2 separate regions of the Mus musculus genome follow, and region 1 is linked to region 2. A link is a loop called in an ENCODE intact Hi-C map of the cell type or tissue named here. Cell type or tissue: gastrocnemius. All regions are shown on one strand. Links, peaks and the distances in the headings refer to the core of each region. The heading gives the core; the rest is flanking DNA. Region 1 holds the start of Gm51935 (a long non-coding RNA gene). Region 2 overlaps Gal3st1 (galactose-3-O-sulfotransferase 1).

The links. A loop is a pair of places that touch in the nucleus more often than their neighbours do. Peaks named below come from ENCODE experiments on the same cell type or tissue, not always from the same donor. Only the 100,000 strongest peaks of a DNase experiment are listed, where the experiment ranks them.
Region 1: a loop joins it to region 2, with 16 times the contacts of the local background. A loop is called at or near these places in 34 of 42 quality-filtered maps.

Annotation. Positions count from the first base shown.
Region 1 is chr11:4,081,016-4,086,389 of GRCm38, forward strand. It overlaps Gm51935 (a long non-coding RNA gene), which reads left to right and starts at 4,418. Exons shown (of 3, transcript XR_003949843.1): 1 at 4,418-4,726. In gastrocnemius, for the core only: a CTCF peak has its summit at 2,555 (motif pointing left); a DNase peak (open chromatin) is centred at 2,534.
Region 2 is chr11:3,998,794-4,004,167 of GRCm38, forward strand. Gal3st1 (galactose-3-O-sulfotransferase 1) reads left to right here. Exons shown (of 4, transcript NM_016922.3): 4 at 1-535. The coding sequence ends at 273. It also overlaps the pseudogene Gm11954. Among named protein-coding and RNA genes, the nearest start is that of Gm46265, 16 kb to the left of the region's middle. In gastrocnemius, for the core only: a CTCF peak has its summit at 2,990 (motif pointing right); a DNase peak (open chromatin) is centred at 2,994; H3K4me3 peaks cover 12 bases.

The DNA.
Region 1 (5,374 bases), core at 95-5,094, 82 kb after region 2:
GAGCTCAAGGTCATCTTTGGCTACATAGGCAGTTTGGGGCCAGCCTGGGCTACACAACTATACTCCATGCAACATTCAGAGCGCATTTCTAAGATATCCTCTAGAAACAGGCAGGGCTTGGCCTCCTTATTTCGTTTGGTAAACCAGTGTCTCCAACACCCATTTCCTGAGGTGACCTCAAAAGAGCCCCAGCAGGAAAGCAGAGTGACATGAAGAAACTCCCCAGCAGAGCCTGGGGTGCCCCCATAGCTCCTCGCCCACACCTCTGAGCAAGAAGTCATCGACACAACACTCCGTGTCTTGGGTCACCTTGTGCTCCTGGATGGGTCGAGACCTGGAAACCAAGACTCAAGGAGTTAGGTGAGTTGTTCAAAGTCACACAGCTTATGGAGTCTGTCCCTCTGAGTGCTCCAGGCTTCAGCTCTTTCCTGCTCCAGCTCGAGACACCCAAGGAAGAACCATTGTTTTAGCATCCTGACAGCCAGAGGGAGGTTGCACCTGTGGAGCAGTGGTTCTCAGCCCTCTGAATGCTGCAACACCTTACTCTAGTTCCTCAGGTTGAACCATAAAATCATTTTCATTGGCAATCCATAGCTGTAATTTTGCTTCTGTTTTGAATTGTAAATATGTCTGCTCTCCCGTGGTCTTGGGTGATCCCTGTTAAAGGGTCATTTGACCCCCAGCGGGGTTGTGACCCACATGTTGAGAACCGCTTCTCTAGAATGACTCTAGAATGTCTTCATTCCTGCAAAATAGCTCACAGTGGCAAAGCTTTGGGCTTGTCACCATCATGACATTTCCTGGAAACATTTGATTTGGTTAATTGGTTGGTATTGTTTTATTTACGGTCTGAGACAGTGTCTCTTTATATAGCTCTAGCTGTCCTGGAACTCACAATGTACACCAGGTTGATCTCAAACTATTGAAGACATTTACGGTCAGTGTGATACTGTTACTGAAAGACCCACAACGTGAGGACTCCCCCACGTTCTGACTCAGGAGAGGCGACACCCCAAAATCACCCACAAGAAATGGTTTTGCTGCAAACTGCAAGAGGATTTTTATTCAAGAGCGCTCTCGGGCCCACGGTCATACACCACTCAGGGGTAGAGGACCGTGGCGCCCCGAGTAGCTGGATAAGGGGGTATTTAAAGGAAGAAACCACAACTCAAGGAAGTGGGGAGGGCATTGTTGGAAGATACCAAAGATACCAGTTAAGAGTCACAAGGAAGTGCAAAGTCACATTGTTCAGGTTATCTCTTAAGACAGTTTCTAAGAGCCCCTAACAATAGCACATACTTTGAATTAACACTCTTTGAACCCAGGAAACGTGTGGGTGGAGGGATCTCGCCATCTGTTTTATGATTAGCATACCTTGGAGCATTGAGTCACAAAGGTCACATTTCCACGCCTGGGCCTAAAGGCCTAGAATTTTGTTTTTACGTTTTACTTTTTCATTCCCCACTTCTACTTGTTAGTAGTTCTAGTCTTTCATTACATTACTGCACACTTGACATTCTGTTCTTGGGGCACTCAGCACAGGAAACTATAATGAGGACTCATCTCTACCTCGTCTCTTTCCAAGTCTCAGTGTGTAGCATAGGCTGACCTGGAACACACCATCCTCCTGCCTCAGTTTCCTGAGTACACAGATCACAGAGATCACAGACCTACCCTGGTTCACCACTGTGATGGGGGCATCCAGAGAATGCTGCAAGCTGGGAGAAGCAATTATGTGGACATGGTGTGTCATGGGGAGAGATAAGACTCCAAGGACGGTGGCTCTGAGGGGCCATCAGAAGTCAAGGAACGTGTCTACCAAAGGAGGACTTGGGAAGATTCAGCCCCACAAGATCTGGTCAGAAGACTCTTCCTTTAGGCACAGAGCAGAAAAGGGACCTCCTACACATTTGTGAGGGTATGGTCACACACACACACACACACACACACACACACACTTCTGAGGTCACACAAACATTTTTTCATTAAGGTGCAAAGGAGGACAAGGTCTTGCTCTGCAGCCCAGGATGGACCTCAAACTCACATTCTTCCTCCCAGAGCCTCTTAAGAAGTGGGACTGCAGGCCTGAGATAGCATGTGTGGCTCAGAAAATCCTTACAGATGGAATCCCTCAATGCTTTGCTAAGACTAGCAAGTCTTACACCTGGATCAACCATCAGGCGAGACAACTCAGTCATTTTAAAGTGGATACCTTTTGTTACACTAGTGGGAGCCAGCAGCAGTGGAGTCGCCACCCAGATGAACATCTTTCCAGCCATTCTCCTGTGATCTTTTTGGTTGCTTCAGATAATTAGGAATTTCACACCGAGGGGACAAAGGCTCAGGAGCATTAAATGACTTGTCCAAAGCCACACAGCCTATGGGGTTCGTTCTGCCCTGACTGAAGAGTGCCACAAGCCAAGTGGTGGCATGGGGGTGGCCTTGGGAGCTTGTGCCTGCAATGACAACTCAGGAGCAGTTCGCTAAGAGACTGGTCACTATGAGCAGTTGAACCAGCTGACAAGCACATGTTAGGATATGCTGCCCCCTAGTGGCTATTTTGAGTGTTCCCTAAAACTAACCAGGACTTGCCTGGGAACCCAAATGCCAGACTGCTTGTTCTAAGACAAAAAGGCACAAGGGCTTTTTGAGCTCCTTGAGGCTCATATGAAATATCTCTAGAAGGTTCCCCTCCCAAAGGAACTGGTACAGCAGACGAGGGTAAGTCCCACACCAACAGAGGCCAGCGGGGGCTAGAGTGGACCCAAGGCATCTTCAGGAAAAGGTGATGGGCAGAAGGCCACACTTTCTGAGAGTTGGGAGCAAGGATATGAGGCAGGCAGACCTTAGCCCCTCTGCTCTGCTCTGCCTAAAGCCACAAGTCAGGTGTGACTGACCCTGGCCTGAGCCCTCACAATGTAGGTTCTACCAGAGAGGCAAACTCCCACCTGGGCTGTATCAGCCAGACTCCTCCCTGTCTGGAGGGTTAGACTTCCTGTTTCTCCAAGCTTCAACTAGCCTTGTCTCTTACACTAGAAAGCCACCCAGCTCACTGACACTGATGACAGAATCTGCTCCTGGTGACACCAACATCATCACCTACTGTGGGTGAAATGGTGGGGTCTGAGGAGCCCTTCCCACCCAGCAGAGTTTTGCAATAGTGATACCTGATCACTCAGTCTTTCTAAGTCTTGACTGTGGAAATGAGGCCCTCTCCACAGGGGGACAGCCCCGTGTATAGCAAGGCCTGTGTCTACTATGTGGACTCAGGCCAGGCTGTGGGGCTGTCCCTTAAACCTGAGACTGCCTAGGAACAGTTGTGTTCCTCCGTCCCTAGCAGAGGGTTCACGGAACCGCTAGGGCAAAGGGCATCTTCGAAAAAGAGTAGGCAGCCCATCTGAGATCTATTTGCCCAGCTTCTTGCCTGTGGAGCAAAGCTGGCTGGTAGGAACTGGATCCAGAGCCAGCTGCTGGTTTTTCAGGGATTAATGAGCTGTCAAACAGCCATGTCAACCTTCTATTGTGGTGACAAAAATGCCTTTCATAACCTGAGGGAGGGACAATTGGCTTTCATGGTTTCTGAAGTTTTAGGTTGTGGTTGGCATCCGGCACTGTGAGCCTGGAGGAAGGCAGAATGTCATGGGGGAAAGGATGTAATTGGAAAGAGACGCTCAGTCTTGGTGCTGAGAAGCAAAGACTGAAAAGGGCAGGGTAAGAAGTAACCTTCGGGAGTAGAGCTTGTGTGTGTGTGTGTGTGTGTGTGTGTGTGTGTGTGTGTGTAGGAGATGGTAATCACTATGGGCACTAAAAGCCCAAATGATCAGAGTGCTCATCCCTTGATGCAGGAGCAACCTCCCTGGGGCCTTTCCCATAGAACACTAAAAAGACATTGTCCTCCAGCCAGAGGCCAGGGAGGGACGGACCCGCCTCATTGACAGCTATATCCCAAGGCTTCTAGTGAAGGAATGCAAGGACCCAAGCAGGGCTATCTTGTCTGAGTCAACACCATCTGGCCAGAACCTCCCCTCTGTCTACTGCCCCTTGACGCCGGGTAAAGTCATACATCAACTGGTTGCTATGTGAACAAAGATAAGCCCCCAGCCCACAGGAACAAGGTCCTGATGCCCTTTTGCTGACATGTAATCTTTCTGTTAATGTTTGAATGAGCCAATCCCATACCTTTGTTGAAATTCCTCGCACCCCTATCCCTTTTTCTTCCATAAAAACCCCTAACTTTTGAGCCTCGAGGCTGACATCTGTTATCTCCTGTGTGAGATGCATGTCGGTCCAGAGCTCCGTCATTAAACTACCGCGTGTATTTACATCAAGGCGTTCTGTTCGTGATTCTTGGGTGCACGCCTAGTCGAGAGTTGAGTGGGGGTTTCCCCACTAGGTTCTTTCACTAGAAGCCACTGAAGGTCAGAGTTCTTCAGCTGCAAGTGGAGGTGGGAGTGCTATGATTCGAACCCACATTTTCATTAGCTGTTATCATCAATGCCGGAAATGAGGGATTAGAATGGAGAAGTCAAGAGCAGCAAGCCACTGGGAAAGCTCAGCCTTCACAAAGAGGCCCAGGCAGATTTCAGCCCAGAGAGTGTTGGAAGTGTTGAGCAATCCTCAAACCCAGAAAAGCCATTCCTAAGAACCGTCCTCTTCTATCAAGCGTTGATGCCATGACAGGTGGCCCTGAGATTGTCACCAGTTGTACCAATCTGGAGAAGCTGAGGTTAGTAGAATTCTAGAGACTCATTTGTTTGCTGTTTTGTTTTGTTTTTGTTTGAGATGGGATCTCATTATGTAGCCCTGGCTAGCCTAGACTGTGTAGACCAGGTTGGCCCTGAGCTCACAGAGATCCACCTGTCTCTGCCTCCCAAGTGTTCAGATAAAGGTATATACCACCATGCCTGGGTAACCAATTCTGTCTCATGACCCTTCCTCAAGCTGTCCCTTGATTTTCCTCTATTAGAGTGAGAAGCCATTACCCTTGGCTGACACAACCTCTCTCGCATGGTACAATGTTAAGGGTCGCTGGTGAATCTCAGGACAATCTATAGGGCCTCCAGGACTCCAAATGCTTCTAGCCCCTGAGCCATCTCCTCACCCCTATTGAGATTATGTATATCTGCCGTCAGCAGCCTCACTGTTGGTCTTCCTTTCTATGCAGCAGCTACCTGTAACAAGTTGCTGTCTATGTATTAAGTAGATAATTCCAGAGATAAGTAGTGTGTAAGTCTTGAATAGCTCTTATGTGATTGTGTATGTGATTGTCACCATTTTATTTTATTATTGCCACTGTAGTTGGTTGCAAAAGACTCTCCTGTAGCATGTAGTTTAAAAAAATAATCCACACTAATCCGGCTAGGCACTGGTGCTC
Region 2 (5,374 bases), core at 47-5,046:
CTGCGCCAAGCGAACGAGCACATGCGCCACATCTGCATAGATGGCGGCCAAGCAGTTGGTGCTGAGGCCATCCAGGACTCGGCCATGCAGCCCTGGCAACCCCTGGGCATCAAGTCCATCCTGGGTTACAACCTCAAGAAGAGCATCGGGCCACAACACGAGCAGCTCTGCCGGCGCATGCTCACGCCCGAAATCCAGTACCTGTCTGACCTCGGTGCCAATCTCTGGGTCACCAAGCTCTGGAAGTTCCTTAGGGACTTTCTAAGGTGGTGATGTATCCTGCCCACCTCCTGTTTGGCTTCCTGATGCAGCAAGGCCGGGCAGGGAGCCTCTGGCACCTAGCCTTCCCTAGCCACACCTAGTGCCACCCTGGGGTCCCTAGGGTCATAGCTGTCTGGGACTAGTCTCTCTGCAGGAGAGAGCCTAACGGAGAGGTATTTAACTAATTATGCCATTTTTTTTTTATTAAATCCCCTTTATTTCCAGCCTCCTCTTACAAGGGGAGACGCAGAAGTAAAGAAATTTTATGTGTGTGTGTGTTTTTTTTTTGTTTGTTTTTTGTTTTTTGTTTTTTTTTTTTGTTTTTTTTTTTTTGTTGTTGTTAATCGGTCTCACTGTGGTGATTGGAGGGTGTCTGGGATGGGACCTTTGGAAGGGCGTCTATAGACTGGAGTGCAGCAGAGGGCAGGGGCCTGGTGTGTTTGTTACTTGCTGAAGTCGTGTGTGGCTCAGAGACTTCCACAAGCTGCCAAAACATGGAAGATCATATGTGAGGCTGAGTGCTGGTTGTGTTCCTCCTTCTTGGATGAGTGCTATGAGAATAGGATTTCAGCACAAAGGTTTAGTGGAATAGGGATTTTAATGACCTCATGTGACCAAATCAGGGAGGGAGCCGTTTTACTGCTCAGGCTATAAAGAACTGATGGAGCTGTTTGGCAGCTGTGGCGACCAGGTTAGAGCAGAGATTAGAAACAAATGTGTGTGTGAAGTGTGCATGTGTACACATGACCGGGAGGCTGGGAGCAGCATTCCATGGGGTGCGGAGCTGCAGGCCCTGGATCGCACAAGTTCTCAAGTGACTACAGTAACTCTTGGAGGCAGACACAATTAGTGTCCCTTTCTAGATGTGGTATCTGACTCCTAAGGGACTTGCTGGGGGAGGGACATGCTGGGGGAGGATCACATCAAATTCAGGACCATGAGCTAAGGACCCCCCCCATACTTTTCCATATTGAGTACCCATTTCACCCTGTACCCAATGGCCCCTTTCTAGTCCCAACTAGCAGCTTCTGTCCCCACTGGGTCACTCACTGACACCCAGACCTGCTTCACACAGCTCTTGAATCTCAAAGATACCCCAGCATCTACCCAACAGCCCAAATTTGTCTGGATCCTTTCGTGAGTTGTGTCCAGAGATACAGATGGCTGCCAAGTCAGTTGAGCATGGTGAGCTGTCACCTGGGTAAAGAATTAGTTGTGACTCCCTGCACCTGGTGCCCCCCAGATAACAGGACCCTTTGAGGGACACAAAAGTCCCAGACTTCCAGCTAGGAGCAAAGTAGCCCTAGTCATAGCTAAGTAACAATTGTGGACTCTCCTTGTGCCGAGTTCAATCTAAGTGTCGATATCCCAAACCCAAATGCCTAACAACTCCCTGACTTTATAAACCAAAATTCAGAAGGTGAACTTAGTTACCCACAGTCATAAGTGATTAAGCGCCAATGCCGGAACTCTGATGCCAGCCTGGGAGCTGTCAGATCCTAAACCCTCACTGGGTCTGGATTAATTCTGTCTCTTGGGATTAAACATCAGGCCCAAGCCATGTGGGGAGAAGTTAGGGAGGCCAGCTGCTCAGTGGATATTGATATCATCCTGGCTGAGCACGTTTGTTTTAAGACAGTCTCATTATGAAGCCCTGGTTGGCCTTGAACTCAGAGATCTACCTACCCCTGCCTTCCTAGGGATGGGGTTAAAGGTGTCCACCACCGTGTGCTGCAAAATTGTTCTTGATTTACTCATGGACATTCCCTATCCCAGATCTCTTCACCTTCCACACAAGGCCTGGACTCCCCAGCCCACTGGAACCACCACCTACACTTTCATGGCTTTGTAAAGTTATACTGTTCTCTGTCGTCCCCACCTATGCAGCCAGGGTTTAAACTATAAAGGGAAAACAGTAAACATGGCAGGGACTGGAGGCTGGAGAGGCGGTCAAGTGCACCCCCTGCTCTTCCAGAACCTGCCTCAGGTGGTTACCCACAATCTCCTATAACTGTCAATTCAGGATCCCACACCCTCTCCTGACCTCTGTAGGCATCCACATGTGTGCACTTGAGCACACAATCTTTTTTTTTTAATTGATGAAAGAATTATTCATAGGGAAGTTTATCTCACCCTGAATCTATATGCTAATTTTCTCTGCTTCTGTTAATCACAGAGCTATTATGGTGTGAATATGATGGTATCCTTGGATTAAGAAACCTCATAATTATATCTCTTTGGGCCTCAAACAGCCTAGAAATGCCAATTAATTATTAGTATGTTACTATATTATTAACTATTATTGTGATTGACATGTTTGAACCTTTAAAGATCCAAGGAGAACTTGGCAGAGAGCAGAAATATGATTCTCTCCCTCAGCACTTACTGTCTGCTAGTCCTAAGGGCTTTGCTGTTATTCATACATTTATTATTGTAATTAATATTTGAATGACTGGTTGCTGGACCATGAGCAGTGTTGGAACATGAGTGATCCTGGCTTCTTCCCCAAGGCAGTGATGGAGACTCAGAGAGGCTGAGAAACTATGTTAGGGTCACAGAGAAAGGATGGAAGAGAGGAAAGAGCTTGGAAATCTAGATCCATCTTTTGCAAAAGCAGGGAAATCCACAGCCTGAGAACTGACTTCTCTGAACAACAGGAGAGGTCCAAGCCCCTAAGCATTTGCAAAATGGCTCTGCGGGCTCCTGGGTGCTTTTGCCACTCCCTGACAGCAGAGGGCGCAAGGTATTGCGGTTGGTTTTCTCCAGCTGTACCAGCCTTAGCTGTGCAGGCCAGCCAGCGCACACTTGTAGTAACCAGGCAAGTTGACCTGATCTTGTGTATGTCACTGTCTTAGTCACGATTTCTACTCCTGCACAAACATCATGACCAAGAAGCAAGTTGGGGAGGAAAGGATTTATTCAGCTTACACTTCCATACTGCTGTTCATCACTAAGGAAGTCAGGACTGGAACTCAAGCAGGTCAGAAAGCAGGAGCTGATGCAGAGGCCATGGAGGGATGTTCTTTACTGGCTTGCTTAGCCTGCTCTCTTATAGATCCTAAGACTGCTAGCCCAGAGATGGTCCCACCCACAAGGGGCCTTTCCCCCTTGATCACTAATTGAGACAATGCCTTACAGTTGGTTCTCATAGAGGCATTTCCTCAACTGAAGCTCCTTTCTCTGTGGTAACTCCAGCTGTGTCAAGTTGACACAAAACTAGCCAGTACAATTGACCCCTTGTCAACTTGACACACAAATACATCACTAGTAAGCCTCAACCCTTAGTTCTTATTCATCCCCAAGATCTTAAATAACTTTAAAAGTCCCACAGTCTTTACATATTAAAAGTTCAGTCCTGGGGCAAGCAGCAGCACCAGATCCAAGATGGCGACCAGCAGGAGGCTGATGAAGGACAACCCTCTATATGATAAGGGAGCCTTCAGAATTGAAATCAACTTTCCAGCAGAGTATCCATTCAAACCACCCAAGATCACATTTAAAACAAAGATCTACCACCCTAACATTGATGAGAAGGGGCAGGTCTGTCTGCCAGTCATTAGTGCTGAAAACTGGAAGCCAGCCACCAAGACTGACCAAGTAATCCAGTCCCTCACAGCACTGGCGAATGACCCCCAGCCTGAGCACCCACTCCGGGCTGGCCTAGCTGAAGAATACTCTAAACCGTAAAAAATTCTGTAAGAATGTGGAAGAGTTTACAAAGAAATATGGGGAAAAGCGACCTGTGGACTAAAATCTGCCAGGAGTGATTCCAGCAAGTTTGAGCAGAGACCCCGAGCAGTGCATTCAGACACCCCGCAAAGCAGGACTCTGTGGAAGTTGACACATGCCACCAACTGGCGTCCACTTGTGGCAGTTACTAACTTTCTACAGTTTTCTTAATCAAAAGTGGTCTAGGTAACCTGTAAAGAAGGATTAAAAAATTCAGATGTTCTAAAAAAAAAAAAAATTCAATCCTTTTAAAATATCCAGTATTTTTTAAAATTCAAAGTACTTTAAAATTCAAAGTCTCTTAACTGTGGGCTTCACTAAAAAACTTCCTTCAAGAGGAAAATATATCAGGGCACAGTCACAATCAAAAGCAAAAATCAATCTCCAACCGTCCAATGTCTGGGATCTAACTCACGATCTTCTGGGCTCCCCCAAGGGCTTGGGTCACTTCTCCAGCCATGCCCTTTGTAGCACACACCTTGTCTTCTAGGTTCCAGCCGCCTGTACTCCACTGCTGCTGCTCTTGGTGGTCATCTCATTGTACTGGCATCTCCAAAACACTGTATGACCCCTTCAGTCCTGGGCCATCAATTGCAACTGAGGCTGCACCTTCACCAATGGCCTTCCATGGCCTCTCACAGTGCCGAGCCTCAGCTGCTCTGCGTGACCCCTTCATGCCTTCAAAACCAGTACCACCTGGGTAACTCTTACACTTTATTAAGTCCATCCACAGCACAAGGTTCAACCTTGGTTATCTCTGGAACACTGCCTCTGTGCTCTCAGAAAATACTTCCCAGAAGATTTCACCTCAGTGATGCTGGTCTCTTCTTAATCACCGCTAATTTCTTAGCTCCAGCTAACCAGCATCAATAGTCCCAGTAATGCAAAGGTTTTACTTTAGTAGTTCTGGTATCTTGTTAATCACAGCTGATTCTTCAGCCCCAGCTAACCAGAACCACAGAATCTTCACAATCCAAAATAGCAATGGCCCTGAAAAGAGTCTTTAATTTTCCCTCTGAAATTTCACAAGCCAGGCCTCCATTTTTCTGCACTGTTCTCAACATTATCTTCCAAGCTCCTACACAATATCTCACAGAGTTCTCAACACCGAATAGGTCTTCTAGCCCAAAGTTCCAAAGTCCTTCGTGGTCAGGTTGTCACAGGAATACCCCACTATGCTGGTACCAATTTGTCTTAGTCAGGGTTTCTATTCCTGCACAAACATCATGACCAAGATGCAAGCTGAGGAGGAAAGGGTTTATTCAGCTTACACTTCCACACTGCTGTTCATCACTAAGGAAGTCAGGACTGGAACTCTAGCAGGTCAGGAAGCAGGAGCTGATGCAGAGGCCATAGAGGGATGTTCTTTACTGACTTGCTCAGC